2 separate regions of the Homo sapiens genome follow, and region 2 is linked to region 1. A link is a contact called in ENCODE Hi-C data. All regions are on one chromosome and are shown on one strand. The core of a region is the stretch at or near the end of the contact, and the rest is flanking DNA. Distances in the headings are between cores, read along the strand shown.

Evidence for each region. A loop is a pair of places that touch in the nucleus more often than their neighbours do. Pooled maps may share reads with other maps.
Region 2: a loop to region 1 is called in a map of K562, with 2.2 times the contacts of the local background. The contact joins two enhancer-like sites. A Hi-C loop is called at or near these places in 2 of 168 maps with a recorded cell type or tissue (K562 and heart right ventricle), 13 of 37 single-sample maps with no recorded cell type and 9 of 50 pooled maps.

Annotation. Positions count from the first base shown.
Region 1 is chr1:226,917,998-226,924,615 of GRCh38, reverse strand. It overlaps LOC107985354 (a long non-coding RNA gene), which reads right to left. Exons shown (of 3, transcript XR_001738506.2): 3 at 2,418-5,855. Among named protein-coding and RNA genes, the nearest start is that of COQ8A, 19 kb to the left of the region's middle. Within about 2 kb of position 3,880, at least 9 of the 41 ENCODE cell types and tissues checked have a DNase peak (open chromatin) inside an H3K27ac peak, as active enhancers do.
Region 2 is chr1:227,216,914-227,223,531 of GRCh38, reverse strand. All of the region lies in intron 2 of CDC42BPA (CDC42 binding protein kinase alpha), which reads left to right. Among named protein-coding and RNA genes, the nearest start is that of CDC42BPA, 98 kb to the left of the region's middle. Within about 2 kb of position 4,176, at least 3 of the 41 ENCODE cell types and tissues checked have a DNase peak (open chromatin) inside an H3K27ac peak, as active enhancers do.

The DNA.
Region 1 (6,618 bases), core at 2,631-5,130:
AATAGAATGTCCCAGTGGTGTCTGAACTTTGGGTTTTATTTTCTTTCCTTGCACCAGAGAAAGATGCCAAGCATTTCAGAGAGGTGCCTCCACCCCACGAACCCCAGGGGGGTATGTGTGGCCAGGAAAGGGTGCACAAGGGGGAAGCCCATAGGGGGGTTGGGGGACAGCCAGCAAGGAAAATCTCCCACTTTCTGGGGTGCGGTGGATCCCAGGGAGGAACAGAGGATAGGAATTCTGCATCCAGGCCCAGGCGCAGTGGCTCACACTTGTAATCTCAGCACTTTGGCAGGCTGAGGTGGGAGGATCACCTGAGGTCAGGAGTTTGAGACCAGCCTGGCCAGATGAGCCAGCCCATCTCTACTACAAATATAAAAATCAGCTGGGTATGCTGGCGGGCACCTATAGTCCCAGTTACTTAGGAGGCTGAGGCAGGAGAATCACTTGAACCCAGGAGGCAGAGGTTACAGTGAGCTGGGATCATACCACTGCACTCCATCAGAGTGAGACACTGTCTCTAAATAAATAAATAAATGAAAGAATTCTGCATCCACATGGATATCCCAAGCTACTTCTTATCCAAAGTCCTTGGGACAGCGAGTGACTTGGCAAATGGGGAAACTGAATTTAACTGAAGGGCAGAGCTCTGAGATAATGGCCCTGGATCCTGAAAAGGAACACTCACGACCAAGTTCAAAGTGACATGAGTGATACTGTCCTCCCTGAGAAGCCACAGAGACCTGGGGATGCGTGTTGTCCACCAGACTGACAAGAGACCAGTGGCCTCTGCCTGCATGTGAAAGTCAGACTGGCCCTGCTCCCTCTTTGGACTGTGTAAAGCGTTGGGTTGAACACAAGGAGTTGGGGGAGCCCCACGAAGGAGATACTGAATTTCCCACTAATCAGGTAAATGGAGGCTTAAGCCAGGTTTCTTTATGGGAGAAAATAAAGACATATTCACCTTGCACCCTGACTTTATTATCCTAGTTCCTCAGGTGTTATCTGAACTCTGAGATATCTTTGTATTGGGGAAACATTTCTTGCCTTAGCAGCAACTTCTAGAACTTGTGCTCCAACTTACCTGGGCCATTTCTCCAACTCTTCCCTTGGCTTTCTGCCTCTGGGGCTTTACTCTTAAAGCTCCCCTGCCTCCCATATAATAATTAAAATCCCACTCACTCTTTAAGACCTAATTCCAGTGTTATTTGCTATGCGACACCTCTCTGATCACCTCAGAAACAATCTGTCTCTCTCCTTTACATTTACTGTACTTCGTTTTAGCATTTACATGTGTCATTTTTACATTACACCTAATAATAGTGTATTGTAGTTATTTGTCAGCTTGTCTTTTTATATCTAATAGATTGTCAACTGTGTATCTTTATATCTCTTACAGTACCTTAAACCTAGACAGTACGCTTTAAATAAAAAAAAAGTTTAAATGGCTACCAAGGTGTGGTAGACATTGGGAATGTTTATCACCCATTCTCCTCCCCATTGTGTAGTCACCATCAATTTGAGTGGCATTGGTCTCACCCAGCTCTAGGGGTGGTGCCCTCTATTAGTTTGTTCTCACGCTGCTAACCGAGACTGGGTAATTTATAAAGGAAAGAGTTTTAATGCACTCACAGTTCCACATGGCTGCAAAGGCCTCACAATTATGGTGGAAGGCCAATGAGAAGCAGTCATGTCTTACATGAGGGCAGGCAAAAGAGCTTGTGCAGAACTCCCCTTTATAAAACTATCAGATCTCAAGAGGTGAACAGTACGGGAAAGACCCGCCCCCATGATTCAGTTACCTCCCACCAGGTTCCTCCCATGACATGTGAGAATTATGGGAGCTACAATTCAAGAAGAGATTTGGGTGGGGTCTTAGTGATTAACATTGGGCTCCTTGTTACTTGTGCAAATTTCTGCAGCTGGCTTGAATTTCTCCCCAGAAAATGGGTTTTTCTTTTCTATGGAATCACCAGGCTGCAAATTTTCCGAACTTTTATGCTCTGCTTCCTCTCGATCACTTTGCCACTTAGAAATTTTTTCTGCCAGATATACCCCAGATCATTTCTCTCAAGTTCAAAGTTCCACATATCTCTATGGCAGGGACAAAATGCCACCAGCCACTTTGCATAGCAACAGTGACCTTTACTCCAGTTCCCAACACGTTCCTCATTTCCATCTGAGACCACCTCAGCCTAGATGTTACTTGTCCATATCACTATCAGCATTTTGGTCAAAGCTATTCAACAAGTCTCTAGGAAGTTCCAAGCCCTCCAAACTGTTCCAACCTCTGCCTGTTACTCAGTTCCAAAGTCGCTTCCACATTTTTGGGTATCTTTACAGCAGCACCCCACTACTGGTACCAATTTACCATATTAGTCTGTTCTCATGCTGCTACTAAAGACATACCCGAGACTGGGTAATTTATAAAGGAAAGAGGTTTAATTGATTCACAGCTCCACACGGCGTGGGAGGCCTCACAATCATGGCAGAAGGAGAATGAGGAGCAAAGTCATGTCTTACACAGTGGCAGGCAAGAGAGTTTGTGCAGAGGAACTCCCGTTTATAAAACCATCAGCTCTCATGAGACTTATTCACTGTCACAAGAACAGCATGGAAAAGACCCTCTCCATGATTCAATTACCTCCCACCAGTTCCCTCCCATGACACGTGGGATGGGAGCTACAACTCAAGATGAGATTTGGGTGGGGACACAACCAAACCATATCATGCCCCCGATATAAGTCAATCCCAATCCACTTGACAAGATGATAGGTTTTTGAATCTCAGCCAGTCAGCACATGGCACGCCCTCAATGACTGGTCCTGGGGTGGTCCAATCAGAAGGAAGCTCAGGACTTCTATGCAACGGCTGTAGGAAACAATAGCTCCTCTCTCCTTAGACGAGTTGTTGTTGGCTGAGTTGCTGTTCACAGACATCTTGCAACTGTGAATAAGCCAGCCCGAAAAGGAATCTGGCCACAACAGGGCAAGGCAGACAGAATTAGAAATGGAACTGGAGCCCTGATTAAAGCTTATTAGAAGGCTGCCCTAACACTTAACTTTTCAGCCATGTGAACTAATATGTCCTCTTCATGGCTTCTTTAAATACAAGCAAAGGCATCCTAACCAGTGCATTGGGAGTCCAGCATTATGGTCAGCATTGTGGGTTCATACATTGCACATGCACACGTGTGAACACACTTGTACACACACACACACACGACCTGAATCTTACTAGAGAGGGGAAAAACACAGACCTCCAATTCCTGGGATAGTTGCAACATTGACTTTACAAAATTGCACACTGTAAGGCTTTTGGTAACGATTACCAATGCATGAAACTAATGTCTTTGGATCATTTTTCATTGATTTCTGTATTAAAAATGATTTTGTAAGTTTAACCTGAATTCTTAAGAAAATCTCAAACTCTGGCAAGTGGCAATTAATTATAAAAAGTTTTTTCTTTAAAAAACTAATATATTGTCACCTCTTTATTAGTATTTAAAGTAATAAAACCCATTTTTATCTTAATGTGAAGTTTGTATTTTCAACATTGTCCTTAGAAGGTGAAATGAGGTTCTAATAACTGGAATACGATATTGACTTTTCTTGACTGGTTCCATGCCTTGACCTTATTTACAACTTTGTTTCAAAATTTTCCAACCTGTTTGTTTACTTGCTGCTTTGGCAAGCCTGAGTTTTTTCTCTAGAGGCCTAGCTCCTTATAAGCTTGGACTAAGTCTTGTGCCTCTTTCATAACCCATGTCCTCCCCATGCCATGCTGAGTGCAAGAGCTTACCAAGAGCTGGTGTACAGCCCATGGAAATTTCCATAGCAGCTGCTCAGCCCCAGTACCCCCTCCCCATCTGGGACCTGGCCTGCAAGTCCTACCAGCCCAAGGACACTGGGCCTGGCTCTGGGTCAGGCTCTAGGTCTATTTATGCCTTTTTATCTCAGGCTTTGTGCTTTGGCACTCTGCACTCAGGAAACCTCCTCCTGTCCTCACCAGTCAACACACAAACACACGTCCTTATCTGGACAAGAGGAGAACAGTGGGTCAGATCCACAAACTCTTTCTCCATGGCTGCCCAGATGTCCCCAGTGTCTCACCACCTTTCGTTTATTCTTCTGGTTAGAGGAGTAAGTCTTTTATGGGAACAAAGATTCAGGCCTTCTGCCATCAGACAAAATATCTTTATGACCACTGACGAACTTACTAATGAACATATTTCTCAAATGCTTCCCCTTGTTTGGAAAAAGCTATCTCCAAGGTGGTAGGAACCTCACTCCCCCAAAATGTTCCCCTGAGCTCAGCTCTTTGACAGAACCAGTCTCTGATAAACCCAACAGCCCCTGCAGGAGCTGCGGAGGGAAGAGCTGAGCCCTTGAGGGCCCAGGAGCACCTGGTACCTGAGGAGAGGGGGTGAGGAGCTACCCTGCTCACTGCACTCTCTTCCCAGGCAAGGACTGAGGACACAAGGAATAGGAGCCAGATAACCTGAGAACAGAGCAAAACATCCCTGAGGCACACTGTGTAATCTCTCTGGCCTCAGTGTTTTAAGGGGCCAAATTCCTGACCTATCTACTTAATTCCTTATTTTATTTTATGATAGTAGTAGCAGTAGTATTTTACTGGCCGTGTTTATTATGTAATTTGGATGTCAGCGGGAGCTTCCCTAGATAAGACTGGATGAAACTTCTATTCTCCACCCTTTGGAAGTCTAAATTCCTCCTCAAAAGTCTGGCCAGTTCTCAGGAGGGAGGCCAGGGCAGAAGGCGGGCAGAGACTCACATTTACAGTCATCGCTGGTTCTCAGCCTCTGCAAGTGGAGAATTCAGCTTGTGGGCTGTCTCACCATCTGTGTGCTGTCCCTGTCCAGCCTGGCACCAACCCCTCAGGGGAGTGGAGGAGATCTACTCAACAACTTCAAATGAAATATTGGACACCAGTGTTCTCAAAAGCTCTTGAGCCATCCGGTCCCATTAGGATTTTAGGCTAGCTCCCCTTACAGAGTGATCCAGCTGGCTCCTCATCTTCCCATCTCTCCTCTTTACCCCTTCCCTTTTATATTGCTTCCAGAACTCCAAATCCTTCCCCATTTATTCTGTAGAGTCATCTATTTCTCTACCATTCCTTCTGCCAAACTCAGCCATTCAAACCCACCAAGTTGCAGAGAAGGATGTTCCATTCGGCAAGATCTACCTTCATTACGTACCAGACAACTGTGGTTATGAATGGTTTTTTCTCAATTGTATTAAAATCTGAAATACAATTTCTGCCAAATTCTTGCCAAAATGACAATTCCATTTCTCAGAAAGCAGAGAAAATGATAAAGAGAAGCACCATTTTGGATCTAATTATGTACCGCTAGGGGAACCTGTTGGTCAGATGAGAGTGAGAGAAAGCTCCCTGTCATCCAGGAGCCTGGGACAGCTGGACTCTGTACCAAGAGTTAGGAAGAAGAATCCCAAGGTATTTGGAGAAAAATTACGCATGCTTGATCCCATGATCCAAGACAAAGGAAAGATAGCTCAAGCAGAAGCAACGAGGTTATAATTGCAAATGAGCCCAGAGTGGGCAAAGAGAAAACAGGTCCACAATCCAACACAACTGTCGGGGAGTGAGTGGTTCAGCAGGTGCTCCTCCTCCGCACTACTGCTCCACAAAAGCTCTGGTCTCTTCATCATGCCACTTCCAAGGTCGCCCTGGGTGTCGTCTCCACTCCATGCGGGGGTCTTAATGGCCAGGCCGGCAGAGGCACACATCACTTCTGCCCACGCTTCACTGGCTGGCCCTCAATGACATAGCCACAGCTGGCTGCAGGGGAGTCTGGGAGATGTCCCCCAGCTGTGTGCCTGGGAAGTAGAGGAGAGCATGAGTTTTGCCCAGCGCTGATATTCTCTGCCACACACTCCTGTGGTTTCCCTTATTAAAGAGAATTACGGTCAGGGTGGAAAGTTGAAGAGCACTATTGGAAAGAGAAATTGAAGCTCCAAGCACAGGAGGAGGCAGTAAGAAAGCACCCTGCTGCCTCAGAACAACTCAGGTCTTCTGACCTGTAAATGTCATATTCAAGGCTACTGAGGGAGCTCACAGATCAGGAGACTTCATTTTTAAGAAACCTTCATGAACAGAAATATTGCTGGAAGACTGACGAGGCAGGCAATGTCTTCCTGATTTTCAAAAAGGCTAAGAAATTAGAATCTAAAAAGTATATTAAGGTGAGCTTGACATTAATATGGGATGAGTGGCTAAAAGAGAGGATGAAATGGGTGGCCTTGAATATTCAGAAGGGAAAGAATTGGCCACTAAGAGCCAGCATGTGGTCCAGGATAACCTTATTTCCTCTTTCAGAAGAGTTAGCCTCAACAATGTTCATATTCTTAGTTTTAATAATACACCTTCAGGAAGTTATTTTGTACAAGAAGATATTCAGCACAGTTTTATTTGTAATAGCAAAAACTTAGATACAAGCTGAAAGTACAGCAACAGGGGAATTGCTATGCAAATTATTAACCATTGATACAGCCTTCAAGATTGTTTTCAAAGAGTATTTAATAATGTAAGAAATACTTATAAAAATTCTTAAAATTTTTAAAATATAAAGAAAATATAAAA
Region 2 (6,618 bases), core at 2,927-5,426, 300 kb before region 1:
CCTCAATTACTGCTATAACTTTCCAATGTCTTTCCCTGCCTTAAAACCATTCTCCACAGAGCTGCTAGAGTGATCTAGCTAAAACTATCTGCGCAGAATGGTTCCCCTGTTATCTGTATTTTTAAGGTTCTAGTTTATTAACATGACATACAGCTTCTCTGCTCTTTGGACCCTTCAGCACCATTTCTTGCTACTCCCTGTTGTGCTCTTTATGTTCCTAGGAAAGGAAGCTGCTTATTGTCCTGTGTATCTTCTCCCCCACAAATATTTCCTGCCTGTGTGCCTTGCTTATGCTGTCCCTACTTCCCAAACTATCCCATCCTCAGTCACATCCATTTCAGTCCCCTTTTTTCTGGAGTTCACTGTGTAAGACTCAGGTGTCAGCCACTTCATTTAAAAAAACTTTTAACATACGTATTCACATACTATACACTTTCCTCCTCTACTCCCACTTTGGGGTCAAGGATCTCTCTTCTTTACTTTTTATAGGACCCTGATTTTTATCTCTCCTTTCCCTGTAGTACTGTTATGGTACTGTCTGTGTACTACTGTTTAGGTGTGTTTTGCACAATGGACTGTGAGAATTTGGGGGGCAGGAACTTGTGGGGGCCAAGGGTCCAGCCCTTGTTATTGGTCCAACCTTTGGCTCTCTGAAAGTTTGCTGAAAAATGAACATGCACAAGGCAGATTAATAGGAGAAAAGGCATACAAATTTATTTAACATGTATCCGCGGGAACCTGTATGATGACCCCAAAATACAGGGGAAATTGCCCATTCTTATACTTAGGTTCAATAAAGTATAGACAGCTGTGTAGAAATGTGATTGGAGAAGAAAAAGGGTATGATCTAATGCTAACAGACTGAGTGGGGAAACCCAGCAAGGCCTGTGTGTCTAAAGTCTTCTTGGCCTCTCTGTGCAGCATTCCTTCCTTCCAGGTATGGGGCAGGACCCTCTCTGGAACGGGGGTGTGATGACCTACAATGAAACAGGTAAAATCTGATAGTTTTTTTGTTGTTGTTGTTTCTTTGTTTGAGACAGAGTCTCGCTGTGTCCCCCAGGCTGGAGTGCAGTGGCGTGGTCTTGGCTCACTGCAACCTCAGCCTCCCGGGTTCAAGCCTTCCTCATGCCTCAGCCACACGAGTAGCTGGGACTACAGGTGCCTGCCTAATTTTTTTGTATTTTCAGTAGAGATGGGGTTTCATCAAGTTGGCCAGGCTGGTCTCAAACTCCTAACTTTAAGTGATCCGCCTTCCTTGGCCTCCCAAAGTGCTGGGATTACAGGCATGAGCCACCGTGCCCAGCTATTTTTTTAAAGACAAGGTCTCATTCTGTCACCCAGGCTGGAGTGCAGTGGTGCAATCACAGCTCACTGCAGTCTTGACCAAGCTCCCATCTCAGCCTCCCAAGTAGCTGGGATCACAGGCATGCACCACTATCCCTGACTAATTAATTTTTTTTTTTTTTTTTTTTTTTTTTTGGTAGAGATAGGGTCTTCCTATGTTGCTCTGGCTGGTCTCAAACTCCTGGGCTCAAGTAATCTTCCCTCTGCAGCCTCCCAAAGTGCTGAGATTATAAGCATGAGCCACCATGGCTGGCAATAATTTCTTTGTAGCCAGTTTTTATACCAAAAGGCTGAGGGAAAACTAGAGTAATATTTTTAGGTTTTATGGCTGGCTTTGAGGAAAGGGAGTTCTAGTTTCTGTGACCTAGAGAAGAGGGATTCTAGTTTCTATGGCTTACCTTGGGGGAGAATGGGACTGAGAGACAGAGCAGGAGAAGGTCAAAGAAAAACTTCTGTGTCTAATGCAGCTGAGTCCTTCATTTTGGAGTATTGTTTTCTGAGCCCAACAAACTTTTTATTCAGCTTTGTGTTCTCAGCAGTTAGCATAATGTATAGCATATAGTAATGTGGTAAAAAAAAAAAAAAGCCTATTATTTTTCTGTTGAAATAATGAGGTCTTGAACTAGGCCAGGGGTAGTGGGAAGGGAGGGTGGGTGGGAGAAACATTCAAAAAAGTCAACTTTGGATGTTAGTGATAAGTTAAAGGTATGTAATTTATAGATGATGAGATTTGCAACTTGAGTGAGTTTGGTATACAGATTGTTGACTTCTTAAATTTAAGACATTTGCTGAACATGCTAGAGAGATGACCAGTAGGCAACTACAAATAAGGGTATAGATAGTAAGAGATAGGGATTTAGGAGTTGCCAGCATATTGGTATTAACTGAGGCTTTGGAATAGATAATATAAGTCAGGAAGGAGAGGAGATGTAAAAAAGGTGGAGTAGAGATCCTTGGGGAACAATATTTAACAGGTTACAGCAAAAGAAAGATTAGAGAAGTATATTAATTGTCAGCAGTGTCCAGTAATGAAGAAAGGGTAAAGCAGATGAGAATTGAGAACAATTTATTTGGAAATTAGACAGTTGTTATTGAACTTTGAGAGAATAGTTTCAGTCTAGTAGAGTGAAATAGAAATTAGATTGAAATAGGTGTTTGAAAGAGGTTGAGAAGCAAACAAATGATGAGCAAGTGGAAAAAGCAAGCATGTACTACTCTTTCAAAATGTGCTTTTTGGAGAAATGTGTTGTGGAAAGGGATGTGGTATCAGTTCCTTGAGGAAAAGGTAAAATGGGGGTGACGTTTTTGTTCATATTTTTGTTCTTGGATGGGGAATGGTCTTGGAAAAGTTTTTCAATTGATATCCAGGAGAAAGGGGGATTGAAAGCAGGAAAGAAATTTTTAATGGAATAAGGACAGGAAGGGAAGGAAGGAGAGGGTTTGGGATCAAGATGTCAAATGATACTGTTAGCCCTGAAAAGTGGTAGGGTTCAAAAGGAAAAGAGGTATGAAGCGCAAAAACATTTAGAGTTGGCATGAGGGAATGTAAAAGGTCTGTTATCTATAAAGTAGGCAACCAGGTCATTAATTGCTGGTGAAGAGTAGATAGGACAGGAATGGGATAGTTTGTGGTGGCAGGGTGGCACAGGACATTTTGGAAGATTAGTAAAGTTCTGTTGAGAGTGATAGAATTAATGTTAGGACTGCAGGTAGATTTGAGGGTTCAGCTGAGATTGAGCTATGGAAATAAAAAGCAATAATAAAAAGACAAAGTATATATATATTCTTATATATATTATTCCTTACATAATATATATTTCCTTATATATAACCTTATTTTATATATATCCATATATGTATGTGTGTGTGTGTGTGTATATATATATATATATATATATATATATAACATGACTTTTTTTCATTAAAGAGACTGAAGAAAAAAAGGGATTTGAAAAATTACTTGTAGTTGCTCATTAGGATATGTAAGGCAGTTACTTAAGGACAGCCAAATTTGCTCTACTGTCCTGATACTTGGAAGAATTAAAGAATGGGGTACAGGGCTGGGGAGTTGGTGGCAGCAGAGAGCAGTCCAGCAGTCTGTCAAGTCCTGCCTGGTCACAGGTCAGTGCCATTTAAACCTCCAGGATCAAGTCAGAGCACTTGACGCATGACTGATAATATTTGAGATTTAGTGTGAGGTGTCTTTTTAAATTTTTTTTTGGTGTGTTCTTGCTGTATGTGTGTACTGATTAAAATATGTAAAATAAAAGCAACAGGTTGCTGGTAATTAACTCTGTTATTTCAAGACAGAATTGATTTTGTATAGAAAGGTAGTATTGGCTGGATTATGAGCTTTACTGCTTATTCATTCCTGATGAAAATATCTCTGCTGGGCTTACATACCCTGTAGTGTTTATGAACTAGTAGGTTTAGAAATGAAGAGACCCTAGAGAGATAATCATTTCCTCCAAGATGTTTTGTCTTCTACCAGGAATTTGTCAATAGATATATAGGCCCAGTGGGTAGGCTCACCTCTGCATGAATATTTGATAGGAGCATTTCTATCAGTTATGCTCTTTCTTAAAAAAAAACATGAAAATAAACGCATCATTTATGTAACTCTTATAAGAAATGCATAAATCATGGGAAACAGTGAGCAAGATATAATTGAAATTCAGCAGCTCAGTGAGTTACGAACCTTCTCTCTACAACTCAATTGTGTTAGTTACTGCTTAACTTAACGCTGGGTTTTCCTTTTTGCTTTCAGGAAAACCTTTAACTTACGCCCTGGGTGTTGCCTGTCAACAGTTTCCTGGTGGCTCACCGCTTCTGCCTGCTCCAGCCTTGCTCCGGCAGCTTCAAGGCTTCTGGGCTTCAGAGCTTGTTGTGAAAGCTTGCTGCTTTGGCCTGCTACCCCTGCTTCAGGTGTCAAAAGCTTTTAATTAGCTTGCTTCCTCTAATTACTATAACTAGGCCCTTACGTGTCTGCATAATCCAGTTCTAGGGTCTGAAAGGAGAATTACCTTTAGCCATTCATTCTTCTTTAAAAGATCTTTTACTTTGGCCCTCCTGGCATTCATGGGAGAGTAAGAAGTTATATTGCATGATTCACCTTTGATGGTGCTAGTCTTCAGTCTGTAGGGGCAAACTGGTGTGGGCATACTGTATTTTATAGCCAGTGTTTGTTCTGATTGGTTGATGCCCATGCTGTCCCAATTTTAAAGTATTTTGACTATTGCTACTGAATATATAAATTGTGTCTCCATAGAAAGGATATCTCTAGCTGGTTTAATAAACTCTTTGTAGTGTTTTTAGTTTGCTTATTAAAGATAATATTTAGTTCCCTCCCCCATTTTTAATAAATATTTTGAACACAAATTGGTCGCTCACAGAACAGTTTTTAAAAATGCAGATACAGTGATTTCTATACATTTTGTAATGATCACCATTAACATGTGTCAATAGGTATCAGAATTATAGGTATGATGAATGGGAAGAGCTCTTCAGTACTTATATAACTATTCAGTACTTGGAGTAGTAAAGTATACTAGCTCTCTTATCAGACAGCCAGGTACATATTCTGGTTCTATTACTTATTAATTTTGTCACTATGAGTAAGTTAATTAACTTCTCCAAACATTAGTTTACTAATTTAAGTGGGGATTGTAGAATCTGCTTTAGATTGGTGTAAGGATTAAATGAGGGGTAATATATGTAATATGCTTAGCCCAGTGCTAGGCACAGAATAAGCTTTTTATAAATAAGAGTTATTTTTTGTTATTATTATTAATCATAAATGATAGTAGATGATATGTAGGGGAAATTAAAAGGTGAAAAAGACAATAAGTAATGAGCAGCAACAGACAAAAGATATTAAAGGCCAAGTTGTGAAGTCAGGACTTCGATGCCTGTTAAGAGAGCAGAGTGAGCTGGAATAAGCTGATAGATGTTTAATAAATCACAAAATACACAGTTGTATCTCTTTTGTCATAATACCTTATTTTTGAGTTTTAGTGTCAGTTTAGTTGTATACTTGCAGCTGAGAATATTGATGCTGTAAACTTTGCATGTATATACACCCACATAGATTACCAGTCATTCATCATTAATTCAGCTAATGTTTATTGAGTAGCTATAGATTCCCAATTACTAGGTGTGTACTAGTGAACAAATAGGAAAAAAAAATCCCTGCCCTCATTAGCTTATATTGTAGTGAATGAAGCAAACAATGAACAAAGTACTTAAATAGAATACATAGTTCATGAAATAATGACAACTAATGGTAAAGGGAAGCAAAGAAATGGGTTAGAAAATGTCAAGGGGTAAAGTGACATTTCATTGAAGGAGTGAGAGAGAAAGTTGTGTGGCTTCGTGGGGCTAGAATATTCCAGGCCTAGGGATCAACAAGTGCAAAGGCTAGTTGGGATTGAGTGTGGTGATCATTATAGCTGGAGCATAGTGAACCAGGGGGAGAGTAGCACGAGGTCAGGGAAGGTGGAGGGCCAGAACATGTTGGCCCTATAAGGCATAGTAAGGATTTTGACTTTTACTTGGAGACAGATGGGAAACCATTGGAAGCTGTGGAGCAGAGGAGTGTCATGATCTGAGCTACATTTCAAGAGGATCAACTGTGGCTTCAGTGTTGAGGATGGGTTGTGGGATGAGAGGGCAGAAGTAGTAGAGAGGTCAGGTAGGACAATCCAGGCAAGATTTTCTTTTTTTTCTTTTCTTTTTTTTTTTGAGACAGAGTCTCACTCACTTCAGCCCGGGCTGAAGTGCAGTGGCGTGATCTTGGCTCACCACACCTCCGTCTCCCGGGTTCAAGCAATTCTCCTGCCTCAGCCTCCCTAGTAGCTGGGACTACAGGCGCCCGCCACCACACCCAGCCAATTTTTGTATTTTTAGTAGAGATGGGGTTTCATTATGTTGGCCAGACTGGTCTCGAACTCCTGACCTCAGGTGATCCACCCACCTCGGCTTCCCAAAGTGCTGGGATTACAGACATGAGCCATGTAATAGTAGCTTGGAATGGGTTGGAACAGAGGAGATATGGTGAATGAATTCTTGCTATATGCAGGAAGACTAGATTTATAGAACTCCGTGGCAACTGTTTCTGTATTCTACAACCTGTAACTTAAGAATGAACATAAAATACTGTTACAGCATTCTGTAACTGCAATTTGTAACTAGTTTGTAGCTTCAAATGATAATACATTGTGTTTAAGAACTGATTTGTATACATTTGTCACTTAGTGATTATTTCTGTAGTGTTTA